Linked DNA regions of Mus musculus: all the other regions are linked to region 2. Evidence: chromatin contacts called from ENCODE POLR2A ChIA-PET data. All regions are on one chromosome and are shown on one strand. The core of a region is the stretch at or near the end of the contact, and the rest is flanking DNA. Distances in the headings are between cores, read along the strand shown.

Region 1 (4,184 bases), core at 1,464-3,963, 100 kb after region 2:
ACCAGAAAAAGGGGGAGCTGGCTTAGTGGGTAAAATCACTTGCTGCCCAGCATAAGGACCTGAGTTTAGATTCTCAAACAGTGTGTGGGTTCATGAGGTTCATGAGGAAATGCAGAGGAAGCCATGCTACCTACCGGCTTCCTTTCAGGGATAACCACTACATGGGGACAGCTATAAAACTCAGTGTGAGTCTGGGCCCTCTCTACCTCAGTTTACACAGCAGGGAAAGTATAAAGAACAAGGCCAGGTTGCCTGTCAATATACAGAGGATCCCCCTTGCCCCCCAGTTTGTGATCTGTGACCACCCTCCCCCAACACCAATATGTGTCTGTGCGTCTCAGGTCTCTCTTCCCACAATGTGGGTCCTGGGGACTGAACTCAGATCATCAGCCTTAGTGGCAAGCACCTCTACCCAGCTGAACCATCTCAGGGGCCCATGGGTGCCTCTTTTTTATATCTTGAACTTCAATACCTATCATATGCAACAAGTGGGGCAGTATTGGTTCCCGCCCACTTCAGTTTTTAGTATATTTAGCAAAAGTTATGTAACCAGGACCACTATCTAATTTGTTAACTTTTGCCATTTGCTAAAAAGAACCTTGTGCCCATCTGCAGTCGGTGGAGCTTTTAGTTGTTGGTTTTTTGTTTTGTTTTGTTTTTTTGTTTTTTTTTTTTTTGTTATGGTTTCACGAAGTCCAAGTTGGCCTCTAACTACATAGTCTGGCCCTAATTTCTGACTGCCCTGCCTTAATCTCTCAAGTGCAGGCTCTACTTCATCCAGTTCACCCAGTCCTGCAGAAGGGACCCAGGACTTTGTGCATACTAAGCAAGTATCCCACCATTCAATGACAACCCCACAGCCTCTAAGTAGCCTGGGCTGCAGGGGGCTCAAGGCCACACCCAACATAGTAATCACTTTCACAGTCACATTGAGTTTCCACATTCATGAGTTGTCTCAAAGAAAAGGAAAAGAACTTAGACTGAAGAGGCACACTTTGATCTTGGCATATTTTCAACTGTTTAAAACAGAAAGAGCTCTAGTTCACATCCATGCATTCATTCACACACACACACACACACACACACACACACATCCTAAGTCATCTTGAGCTCCGCCCCTTCCTGCAATCAAAGCCTTCCACCGGCTACAAAGGGTTTCCCTTATAAGGTAAAAGAGGCTTGCTAGATACTTGTGGCCAAGCAACAGGAAGACGTCGGTTAATCACACAAAAATCTAAATGAAACCAGCTGTTGGGACACAAGCCCAGAAATCAGCTACACACACCCCAACCCCATTTCTAGTCTGGGTGTTTCTGGCCCGGAATCAACTTGAGATGTCTTTCTACAACCAAAAGAAGCATGCTTTCCCACATGAACTTTTAAAGCAGCTCAGAGTTTTCCAAAAGGCATCCCCCGCACTCCACCCTTGGGCCGCCAAATTCCTGGCTTGGCTGGAGTCTCGAGGCCATTTTGGAGATGTCTAGGGTGGGACGGGCGTATGAGAAGCCGTAACAGCTACTGTGCAGAGCTTCCGCCCGGTTCTGAGGCTTTCTCCAGCCCGAGCGGTCCTTGAGGGATTCAAGGCTTCTACCCAGGCCAGGCTGTCGCCCAGGCAGTCTTGGGAGGAGTCCAGGCGGTACCTGCACTGCCAACTCCACCTAGCCTTTCAGTTTCTAGGGTCCCCGCCCTGAGTTCCCACACTACGGCTTCAGGAGACCTGGGCAATCACACAACACTTCTTCCCTTGTCTGTGAGTCTCCTTCGCTAGCAAACACCGCCCTACTACTCAGGCAAGGGGCTCTCCTTGCCCCGGAAACGTCTGGAATGCCTCTCCCTAGTCTTTTCTTTCTACCCACCTGTAGCAGACTTTTGGGAGACACGAATCGAACGCTTTGTGGGTGCCAGAGCTGGGCTTAGAACCCAGACCCATCTCTGGCCCCGGGCTTGACCCAGGGATGAAGAGGAGGCGCGGAGGCCTTTCCTCTTTCCGAACTATTCATGCACCCCGGTCCCTGAACTCTCAGGGAAGGCGCATACAGTGGGCGCTCCGGCGTCGGGCAGGCCCCCTAGTGGATATTACCTGGGGCTAGGGGGACACAGGGTGATGGTGGTGGTGGTGGGTGTCCTGCAGGCCAGCGTCCAAATTCTCCTGTCCCCACCCCGCCCTCAGCGGACGTGTCGCGGCCGCACCCTAAGGACGTGCCGGGAAAGTTCGGGCGCGAAGAAGCAAAAGCGCGCACCGCCCCCGCCCCCACCTTGGTCAGCCGCAGACAATGGGAGCGCGGTATTTGCCCCACTACTCCGGAGTGCCCCGCGCAGGACTGTCCCCCCCGCAACCTCCCAGTTCCTGCCCCGCCAGCGTACGGGGCTCCAGGATCCAAGGGTATGGATGATCAAGGCGGAGGGGAGACGGAGGAAGGGGGAGCTAGAAGCATGCGGAGCTGGGAAGAAAAGAGGGCGCCAGGGAGCACTGCGGGCCCGGAAGCGCGCGGGACGAAAAGTGGGATCGGGCGGGGGTCGCGGACGGCGCGGGTCCTGGTCTCTCACTTTCTCGCGCCGCTCGCGCTCGCCATCCAGTTCGCGCTGCAGGCCTTGCGCGCGATCCTCTGCGTCGTCTGCCTGCTGCTGCAGGGCCTGGATCTTGCGCTTCACTGCCTCCAGTGAGTTGAGGCCGGCCATAGCTCAATCGTTCTGCTGGGCTCCGGCGACAGCTGGGCGGCCGCGCCCGGGCCCGCCAGCCTTGGCCACGCCGGGGCCGCCCCCGCCTCTCCCCGCCCCCCGGCCCTGCTGTCAGGCCCATGAGGTCACCCGGGCCGGCCGCGACGTCAGCACCGGGCGGGGGGTGGGTGGGAGGGGGTGGCTGACGTCGGTGCAGCTAGCCGCCTTTGCCCTGTGGGCTCCTCGTCCTCCCTCACTGCCCGCCCCGCCTGGCCCAGCGGCCGCGCACTTACCTGGGAGCCTTTATTCTCCGTCTGCTTTAGAGTCTTCTTTAAGTCTGTCAGGTCCTCGGAGTGCCTGTCCAGTTCGTCCTCCACGCATTTCAGTTTCTTCTGGAACTACGTCAGCTGCTCTTTCACCTGGGGACACAGAAGATAATGAGTCAGCCTAATGGTCCATTGCCCGGAGTTTGGGAGGCTGAGGCAGAAGGACTGGGAGTTTAAGGCCCTGCAAATGAACAAAGTCTTTATGAGCTGATGAGATGGCTCCATGGGTAGAGGTGCTTGCCACCAAGCCTAATGCCCAGAGTCCATTAATCTCACACATGCGCCCACATTAATGTAGAAAGTAAAAGGTTTATATAAAGAAGGTCTCATTCAGAGGACACAAGTTTGTGAAAGTAAAAAGTGTATATAGACAAGGTCTTGTACAGAGGACTCAGGTTGATTCCCAGCTCCTGTTCCAGGGGAGCCAACATTCTCTGCTTCCATGACCCCTTAGCATAGGCATGCATGCATGCAAAACACCCTCACATAAAATATAAAATACTCCCTCCACATACACAGAGCGGTAAGTGTGCATTACTGAATACAGAGGGATTTTACTCTTGACCTAAGGACTGGCCATTCTTGGACTCATAAGAGTCCCCACTCTCTTGAGGAAGTCATAGCTTTAGTTTGAAACACTACAAATTGGATTTTGCATTCTCACTTTCTGAATGCAGCTCTCAGGTGATCTCTGTTTAAGCAAAGTGGAGCCTATAGAAACTCCCAGTTTTGTAGGCAGAAACTTTCTGACCAGTGTGCAAGCCCTTTCCCCTGCTGAGAAACTTACCCTCAAGAGCCCCACATCCTGCTCCCACTCCAATCTGGCTCCCACACCTGGCTTTCAGGTCTGTCCTGGAAGAGACCCACTCTCAGGGACCAATTCCCCTCTAAGATCAAATTTTCACTCCTCTAACTTTTGCACATTTGTTAGGCATCTGTTTTTTTGTTTGTTTGTTTTTGTTTTTGTTTTTGAGACAGGGTTTCTCTGTGTAGCCCTGGCTGTCCTGGAACTCTGTAGACCAGGCTGGCCTCGAACTCGGAAATCCGCCTGCCTCTGCCTCCCAAGTGCTGGGATTAAAGGCGTGTGCCACCACCGCCTGGCATGCATCTGTTTTAATTAATGTGTCCTTTAACCTTCCCCAGAATCTAGTGCTGTTTGTTCTGAGAGTCTGTCCCCCACAATTCCTGTTTTAGGCATCC
Region 2 (4,332 bases), core at 593-3,092:
AAGCTCTAGCTCTTCCATGTAGACTGGACATCAATGTTCTTTCACTGCTAAATGTTGGACTTGTTTACTGTGGCTGGACCTGTTCTGGTAGCTTCCAAACATAAGAGGCTGGCCACTTGCCTTCCACTCTGACAGCCTGAGGTAGAGCGACAGACAGTGCCTTTCTTAAGGCTAAATGTGCCTTCCTGGAAGAGGCTTTTGCATAGAGTACACTGTGGCTGCCTGACAGAGAGCTTGTTGTTCTAGGCTCTATCCTCAGCACCACAAAACCATCCATTATGCTAGGGAGACAGCTCAGTCTGTATTTTCCAAATATCCGACCTGAACTCTATACCCAAATCCCAGGTAACAGCCAGGTGCTTACCAGGTGGTGGTGGCAAATACCTTAATCCCAGCACCTGGGAGGCAGAGGCAGGTCAGTCTCTAAATTCAAGGCCAGCCTGGTCTACAGAGTGAGTTCCAGGACAGCCAGAGCTACACAGAGAAAACTTGTCTCATAAAACCAAGAGAGGGAAAAAGTCAGATTCTGCTGGGAAGTACAGACAGGCAGATCCATGCGTTTTAACGGTTCAGGCAGCCTAGCTCAATCAGTCTAGTGACCCGAGTTCGATAACAAGAGCCCATGTAAGAGTAGCAGGGGTCTCCTTCCTCCACACACCCGCAGAAACACACAAATGAAGATTTCTTTCTCAGATAACGCTGGGCAAGATGCCAGGGTCCTGTTTCTGTGCAGGGCCTTCATGTCTCAGCAGTCTTTGTTATTCCCAGTCAGGATAGCTCTCCCTGATTCTTCAGTTGCAGCTGCTAGTCCATTATGAAGACATGGCCCCAATAGGTATTCATCTATTTCTGTTTTTTCCAAGTGACTAAGTTGAGCTATGACAGATTAGGCTAACCCACGGTGGCCCTGGGCTTAGCACCTGCCTGGCGAGGATGCTTCCAGGCCGCTACTTCCCAGTAATCAGTGTGACTCTAGGCACTGTTTCCCCCTCTAAAACCACACTTTTGTTTGTTTTTGTTTTTCGAGGCAGGGTTTCTCTGTATAGCCCTGTCTGTCCTGGAACTCACTTTGTAGACCAGGCTGGCCTCGAACTCAGAAATCCGCCTGACTGCCTCCCGAGTGCTGGGATTAAAGGCGTGCGCCACCACGCCCTTCTTAAAACCACACTTTTATCATCCGCTTCTCTTAATGTCATAGGAAGCTCAGTGGCTCTAGGGAACGCTGAAGCCTGTGGAGCGAGGGACCGACCTAAGGCCATAGTTCCCGCCACGCCTCTGGCCAAGGGTCGCACGGTCCCCGGGGCGCAGGGTCCTGCTACAGGAGTTCGCAGGAGAAGCTAGAGTCCGGTACCCAGGCGAACAAAAAGGGAAAGGGGCAAAGCGGACAGTTACCTAGCAACCGCAGCCCACCAAGTTGGCTAGCAATGGGGCGGGACTCGCGGAAAGACCACCGCCCATTTCCTAGTAACTTGGTAGGGCTGGCAAGTGAGGCTGCCCCGCCTGCCTGACGCCCTAGCTGGGCTGGTCGGCCAGTTGCCTAGCAACAGGGTGGGTCCTGACAGGGCGAGGGCCCGTTGGTTGCCTGGCAACGCGGAGGGTGGCGAACCCTTCAGTACCTTGCCCTTCAGATCCAGTACGTAGACGGCGCTGGCGGACATGGCGGCTTTGGAAGGTCTCGGCAGTAGCCGAGGGCGGCGGCAACGGCAGGAACTGCGGGCGTTCAGCAAGGCCCGGCGCGCCCCGAGACACTTCCCCTCCACTTCCGGTCCATGAAGCAGCGCGTGGACCGTTATGTCCGGTCTGAAGGGAGCCGCAAGTGCGCAGGCGCGTAACTGAGTGCAAGCGCAGTAGGAACTTTTTGGCAGTATTTTTCACCCATAGCTCAAACGGGCCGGAAGTCAGGGGGCGTGGCCTTCCTGAAGAGCGGGGCCTGGAGGACCAGGGCGGGGCAGCTTTGTCATTACTCCTTGTACCTGAAGGACTAGCTGTGGAATGAAGGTGGACGCTTCCAAGCCTGTTGCTGTGAGAAGACGCTGAAAGCGGAACCGATTTGGAGTTGAGCCTTTTTTTTTCTTTTTCTTTTTTTGTTTTTTCGAGACAGCCTTGCTTTCTGCAGAAGTCAAGTAAACTAATATCCCGTCACTGACTGTGACTCGCCGTTAGGTGGCGCTTAAAGGAAGTCAGTCTCCCAATGGCAATCCAGCCTTATCAGCAATCACTTGTCACTGTCAACCTCTCAACTGACTGGGCTTCACCCGTCTTGCCCCAGTGAACCCAGGGTAGCACGTGTGTAACTTAGCCTGTGCCTAATTCACAGTAAGGCTGAGCCGGGCGTGGTAGCTAGCGCACGCCTTTAATCCCAGCACTCTGGAAGCAGAGACAGGCGGATTTCTGAGTTCGAGGCCAGCTTGGTCTACAAAGTGAATTCCAGGACAGCCAGGACTATACAGAGAAACCCTGTCTCAAAAAAACAAAACCAAAGTAAGGCTGATTAAATTTTAATTCTGCCATTCTTCTTTTTTCGAGACAGGGTTTCTCTGTATAGTCCTGGCTGTCCTGGAACTCACTTTGTAGACCAGGCTGGCCTTGAACTCAGAAATAAACCTGCCTCTGCTTCCCAAGTGCTGGGATTAAAGGCGTGCGCCACCACCGCCCGGCAAATTCTGCCATTCTTAACCACCTTTCTGCCACCGAGAGATCAAAGGAGCCCATCAACACTCCTCCCCGCCCCAAGGGCTTTTTTTTGTTTTTTACTTTGTGTGGTTTTTTACTTGTGTGACACATAGTGAAAGATTCCCGAAGGGAGACCCTTACTCAGACACTTAAGTCCCGGGACAGCCGCGTACCCAAGAAGACACTGAGACCATACATAAAATGTAGAAGGTAAGATTTAATAAAGCAGCGACATGAAAGCACACAGACCAGAGCTCTGGGGTCGAAATAAAGCAGCAACATGAAAGCACACAGAGCTCTGGGGTCGAAACTCATACACCTTAGCACAGGGTAGAGGAGTCTCGACAGTCAGCCAAAATTTTTCACAGGCTTATATAGTAAAACTCAAAGGGGGAGAACTGGGCAGGAAAAGTACAAGTTTACATCACTAGGGAGTTCTGCCAAAGGAATCTAGGTAACTAAGGAGTCATGTCCTATCAAGGAATCTACGTCAGGAGGCCTTTATCTCAAAAATGTTCTTGGAACAGTTTTTTCGAACTTTAGGGTGAGGAGTTTTGGGGTGAAAAGTTTAGGAGTGTTCCGAGAACAATCTCTAGATGGGAGGGGGTGGGCTCCGAGGTAAAAAATTCATGTTCTTACAAGAGGCCAGTAATTTTTCATTCTTCATTCCCCACTTCTTCTTGTAAGTAATTCTAATCTTAGAATTTCAGAAGTCTATATCTCTATGTGGAGAATACTGCATTTACTCTATCTTTAACATGGGAACAACAACAGAATAAGGCAGATTAGTAAACAGAACTAGGCAGGGACCCTTCTAGTGAGGCTTGAGGGTCTCAGCATGACGCAGGTGTACGCAGATCAGATCTCTGGCTGGAACTGGTAAGATGTCCTTGGGGTACCCAGCTTGTTCACTGTAGCCAGTTGTGATCAGACTTCTTTCTGCACCACCTGTAAGCCTTATAACTTAGTATACAGATCATTATTATAACAACATAGGTTTAAACACATTATTTAAGACAGTGATGGGCATAGGAGCCCCATAAAGGATCTTAAAAAGAGTAAAACCGAATCAAGAGGGAGTATTCTCAGTTCTAAATAGGGCAAGGGGAAGGAGTACCAAGTAAGTCTGTGCCAGTCTCTAGGATTAATTTTGTCAAGGTCTGTTTAGAGTTTTATTCAGTATTTCTATCTGTCCTGAGTTCTGAGGTCTGTACACATAATACAATTTTTATTTGACCTCTAAATACTTGGCCACACCCTGACTTACCTGGGCAACAAGGACAGGACCATTATCTGACACTATTGCTTTTGGCACTCCGAACCTTGGAAAATTTTTAATAATCTTCTTGATGACTATCTGAGCAGTCTCAGTTTTACAAGGAAAAGCTTTTATCCATCTTGAGAACGTTCACAAAAACCAGAAGGTATTCATACACATATTTTTTTCAGTAAAGTCTATTTTTCAGTAGATGTCAGGTCTGTCTCCTCATGAGAGGACTAGTTTTCTTTTTTCAGTTTCTACTATTTTATACAGGGTTTCTTTTACCAGTCTTAATTTGTCTATAACTTGATAGTCTTCAGACTGTCAGGATCATTGCTCTTTAGGATGCCTGGGCGGTTAGATTTGCCACCTGATTTTTTTTAGCCACAGCATCTTAG
Region 3 (4,670 bases), core at 784-3,283, 79 kb before region 2:
CCTGGGGCCTTCAGTCACTGTGGGGGCCAGAACTGGTGGCAGAGTCATTTTCCTGTGGCCACACTTGTCCGGCTCTGTCCTAAGGTCCAATAAATAGCAGTCTGTTTGCAAGGGGACCGTGCCCCGCGCGTGGAACCTGCCACAGTCGCGCATGGGCTAGCCGAGTCGACCCAGGCTACATGTGTCGCTTCATGTGCAAGGCCAGGTGGTCGGACCTGGAGAAGGCCCGGTCGCACAAGTGGCACTGAAAGGGTCTGTGACCTGTGTGCTTTCGGTAGTGGCGGGTAAGCTCGTCAGAGCGCGCGAACTTCCAGCCGCATCCTTCCCAGTTGCAATGATAAGGCTTCTCACCTGCATCAGAGAGGAATGACATTGAGCCTCAATTTCCCCGAAAGCCTGCTCTGGGCACCCTGCACCGGATAGCACTGCCCTCTCCCTCTCATCTCCATCCCACATCTAATCTAAACAGAGAACCTTGGGCTCCTGAAGCTGACCACTAGCAGGCTCAGGTGCATTCCTCCCCTAACATTCTGAGATTAGGTCTGAATTCCTGATTCTTCTGCTCAGTACTGAGATGACAGGCTCAGGCCACCATGCCAAACTTTATATGCAGTGCTAAGCCCCAGCCCAGCCCTCCACAGCTTCTTAATTATGTCCCGAATTCTTGAGACCTGAGTCCCTCGGAGCCAACCCATTAAACTGCCACACCCCCTTGGCAGTGTCATAGACTCTGGGGACAGTATCCATTTCCCTTCTGGAGGATGGACAGGGTCTTCCTCTGTAACCTAGCCTGTTCCTGAACTCGCGGCCATCCCCCTGCCGCAGATCCCGGGAATGAGGCCAGGCGCCCACCTGTGTGTGTACGCAGATGCGCCTTTAGGTGCGAGCTCTTGGTGTAGGTCTTGCCGCAGTTGGTGTAGCTGCAAGTATGTGTGGCGGCGCGCTTGCGGGGCCAGGAGCGGCGGCCGCGTTTGGGCTTGGCCTCCAGCAGCTCCAGCGGGGACGAGGGCGGCGTGAGGAGACCGCGCGTGGCAGGTGGAGCCAAGCCCAGCGCCGCCGCCGCTGCCGCCGCGTCCTCGAAAAGACCGAAGGCGCCAGGCGCGGGAGGCCCGTAGTGCAACGCGGGGCCGGGACCGCCGAAGCTGGGGCCGGGACCGAAGGGCGGCGGGAACGGGTTGCGGGGACCGGACGCCGGGATGCGCAGGGGGCCGTCGGGGCTGAGCGGCGGCGTGTCCGGGGGCGGCGGGGGGCGGCCGGCGGGACCCCGCATGCATGCACCTGTCGCTCCTGGGGCGCCCTCGAGCTTCAGCCCGCGCGGTCCGTGGGCCAGGCCCGGAGCGCAGCCGTAGCCGCCGCCGTCCACCTCGGGGGGCTCGGCCTTCACTAGCCGCCCGGGAGGCGCGAGGAGGAAGCGGCCGTGCAGAGCCGGCCCCTGAGGCGGGTCCAGGTCGGGGCGCAGCAGCTCTGTTCCCAGGCTGGCCGCGGGGATGCTGTAGGGCGGCGGAGCACCCGGCTCCGGGTAGTAGAAGGCAGGCGGCGGGGGCTGCGGCGGGGGCTCGGGAGGATTTTCGGCGCCCAGACCGTCCAATCCCATGGAGAGGATGAAGTCCAACACGTTGTTTAGGTCCTCATCCGTGCCGCCCGCCTCGGGTTCATTTCGCGGCCAGCGCTGCAGGAGACAGGGCGCGGGACGTGAGTGGGGGTGCCTCCTGCTACCCTGCACCCCAAAGTCTAACAACTAGGCCCTCAAGATCTGCACCCGGTGCACGGCATCCCTTCAGCGCGCGTGTCCTCAGTCCCTGCACCCACCTCCTGTCCCACAGCCTGAAGTCTAACTCCCTGAGGCGGTCAGCACCCTGGACCTTGTCATCTCCAGTACTGGCTCCTGCACCCTGTAGCCTGGTACCTTGCTACCCCGCCGCCCGCGGACCCTCGCTGCCCTCACCTCCTGGAGGCCGCGCTCGCACGGGCTGGCGAAAGTGGCAAAGGACGGCAAGATAGGCTCGCTGAGCGCCATGGCAGGGACTGTGTGTGCTGTGGCCCGGCCCACCCAGGCCTTATAGGCGCGGCAGGCACAGAGGGCCGGGCTAGGAGGCGTCGACGGAAACGCGTCCCGGATGGGGACGAGCTCCGGGCTCAGCCTAAATTTAGCCGCGGTATATAAGCCTGGCGGTGGTGGCTGTGGCGGCTACTGCGGGAGCCCGGACTGCGCTCCTCAAGCCCCGCCCCCGCGGCCGGGCCCCGCCCCCGACCGTCCCTATGGCGACGGCGTCAACAAACCAGGCACAACAGCATAGTTAGCGCGCGCGGGGGGCGGGGGAGGGGGTGGCACCTGGGACTCCGCGGGGAACACGGGTGACGAGGCTTTCCCGGTATCTCCCCAGCCTCAAGCCCCTGGAAACCTGGACCGATGCATGGGGAGTCTGGGGTCACAGTGCTCACCCAGGGAACGCTCTGTGAAATCTTTGTTTAAGCTACCTTGGAAGCTAAGACAAGAAGGATGAAGTTTGGGGCCTGCCTAGAAGGGAGTTGAGGCCAGCCTGGAGCATCGTAGCCCCCTTAATACACACACACACACACACACACACACACACACACACAGAGGGAGAGAGATAGACACAGAGAGAGAAAGAGAGAGAGAGGGAGAGAGAGAGAGAGAGAGAGAGAGAGAGAGATGGGAGGGAGGGAGGGAGGGAGGGAGGGAGGGAGGGAGGGAGGGAGGGAGGGAGGGAGGGAGGGAGGGAGGGAGGGAGGGAAGGAGACACACACACACACACAGAGGCAGACACCATGGCATGGTGGTATATGCTTGTCTTCAGAACATTTAGGAGGTTGAAAGCATTAGGTTCAAGGCCCCTTTGGCTACAAGAGACCGTGTCTTAAAAAAGAAGCAAACACTAGAGGCAGGCATGATGGCTTAGTGTCTGCTTACAAGCCTCATCCAAGGAGCTCAGTTCCCAAAAGGGGGAGAGAATCCGTTCCCATAAGTTGTCCTTAGACCTCACAGTGCACTGGCGCACGTGCAAATACACAATAGCATGTAATAATTACAATTTACACTAGATACATAAATACAGTACTGAGTCTCTGGGACCTTTCACCTCCCACAAACATACACCTCACATAAATCCTTCTAGTGCAGGGAAGAGCTGTTGTCTGACTGTCAAGACTTGCAAGGGATACTCAGTGGGGGATGGGCACATCAAATAAATATGCATAATACCCAAGGGGCCTAAACAGAAAAAAAAAAGGAACAGTGGAAGAGGAGGAAGTATGTGGTGAGCCTGGGGAAGGACATTGGTGCAATTTTGACCTTAACCCCGGAGGCAAACATTGAGGTAAGCTCTGGAGAAAGCAAGAGGGTAATAGAGAGAGGGAGGGCATTGAAGCTGTGACCTGAAACCAGGAGGCTGAGGGGTGCAGTCAAGCTTGTGTAGTTGGGTGCAGTGATTCCAGCAGGAATAGGGGGTGGCAGATTCCACACCCAGCCCCTTGTCCACTTCTGTGACTTTGGAGCAGAAACATTGGCGAACTACAGACACTGGTCTGTAACATCAGCCCCAACTGTCCACAGGTCCTTTCCACAAAACATCAAAGTAGAGAGATCACACACTCATGGAGGCAGAATGTGAGGCTGAAACACTGGCTTGGTTAAGGAAGATCTAACAAGTCCTCTAGGACCGGGGACCCACCTCAGCCTGTCACCACAGAGCGGGGAATACCATGTGTGTTTCACATGGAGCAAAAGTGAGCCATGTGGTGTATTCAGATCTGAACAACACCCTGAGTGTGTGTGTCTCAGTTTCCCGTTACTAAGGAACAAATGATAAGATTTGGGTCATTTCCCAACGTTAAGGATTCTGGAGGAGGGAGTTCTGTTTTTATTTGCAGTGTGTGTGTAATAGGTTTTTCTTATATCTTATAGTCTTTTCTTATATAGTCCAGGATGGCCATCTTCCTGCCTCTGCCTCCAAAGTGCTGGTATAACAGGCCACACCTGCCGGGCGTGTTGGCGCACGCCTTTAATCGCAGCACTTGGGAGGCAGAGGCAGGTGGATTTCTGAGTTCGAGGCCAGCCTGGTCTACAAAGTAAATTCCTGGACAGCCAGGGCTACACAAGAAACCCTGTCTCAAAAAAAACAAAAAAACAAAAAACAAAAAACAAAAACAAAAAGACTGGCCACCACACCACCTGTCCTGGGGATCAGTAGGGGACTGAGTCTGAACACAGGAAGTTTTTTTTTTTTTTTTTAATCATTCCTAATTAACACAAAGTAACATGACAGCCAAATCTGTTCTGTGGTGTTGGGTATAACCCACCCAGTGGTGTTGTAAAGCCTGTGGGAGAGATGAAGAGCTGGCTCAGTGCTTAAGAGTGGTTCCTCACACCCACGTGGGGCCTGTAACTTCAACTCCAGGGCATCCATGGCCTTTTACTACGTGGTTTGAGTATCTGGGGACCCAGATATTCAAGAGCACTAGAACACGCCTGTCATCTCAGCACTGTGGCGAGGCTGCAGCCAGACGATCAATAGATCAGTAGCTCAGAGCCAGAGCTGTGCAGATGACTCAAAAGGATGTTTCAAACTAAGCCTGACAGCTTGAGTTCAATCCCCAGGGGGCCCACAAAGTAGGGGGAGTGAGCTGAAGTGATCCCCCTGGAGCCCACA

Evidence for each region. ChIA-PET counts read pairs that join two places held with the same protein, here RNA polymerase II (POLR2A).
Region 1: POLR2A ChIA-PET joins it to region 2 with 41 read pairs in Patski. The contact joins the promoter of Tpm4 here to the promoter of Ap1m1 in region 2. POLR2A ChIA-PET finds 5 or more read pairs at or near these places in 3 of 5 experiments (Patski and embryonic stem cell).
Region 3: POLR2A ChIA-PET joins it to region 2 with 10 read pairs in embryonic stem cell. The contact joins the promoter of Klf2 here to the promoter of Ap1m1 in region 2. POLR2A ChIA-PET finds 5 or more read pairs at or near these places in 4 of 5 experiments (Patski and embryonic stem cell).

What each region holds. Positions count from the first base shown.
Region 1 is chr8:72,133,817-72,138,000 of GRCm38, reverse strand. It overlaps Tpm4 (tropomyosin 4), which reads right to left and starts at 2,713. Exons shown (of 8, transcript NM_001001491.2): 1 at 2,548-2,713. The coding sequence starts at 2,679.
Region 2 is chr8:72,237,528-72,241,859 of GRCm38, reverse strand. It overlaps Ap1m1 (adaptor-related protein complex AP-1, mu subunit 1), which reads right to left and starts at 1,842. Exons shown (of 12, transcript NM_007456.5): 1 at 1,617-1,842. The coding sequence starts at 1,658.
Region 3 is chr8:72,316,425-72,321,094 of GRCm38, reverse strand. Klf2 (Kruppel-like factor 2 (lung)) reads right to left here and starts at 2,033. Exons shown (of 3, transcript NM_008452.2): 1 at 1,946-2,033; 2 at 853-1,669; 3 at 1-351. The coding sequence starts at 2,017. The coding sequence ends at 176.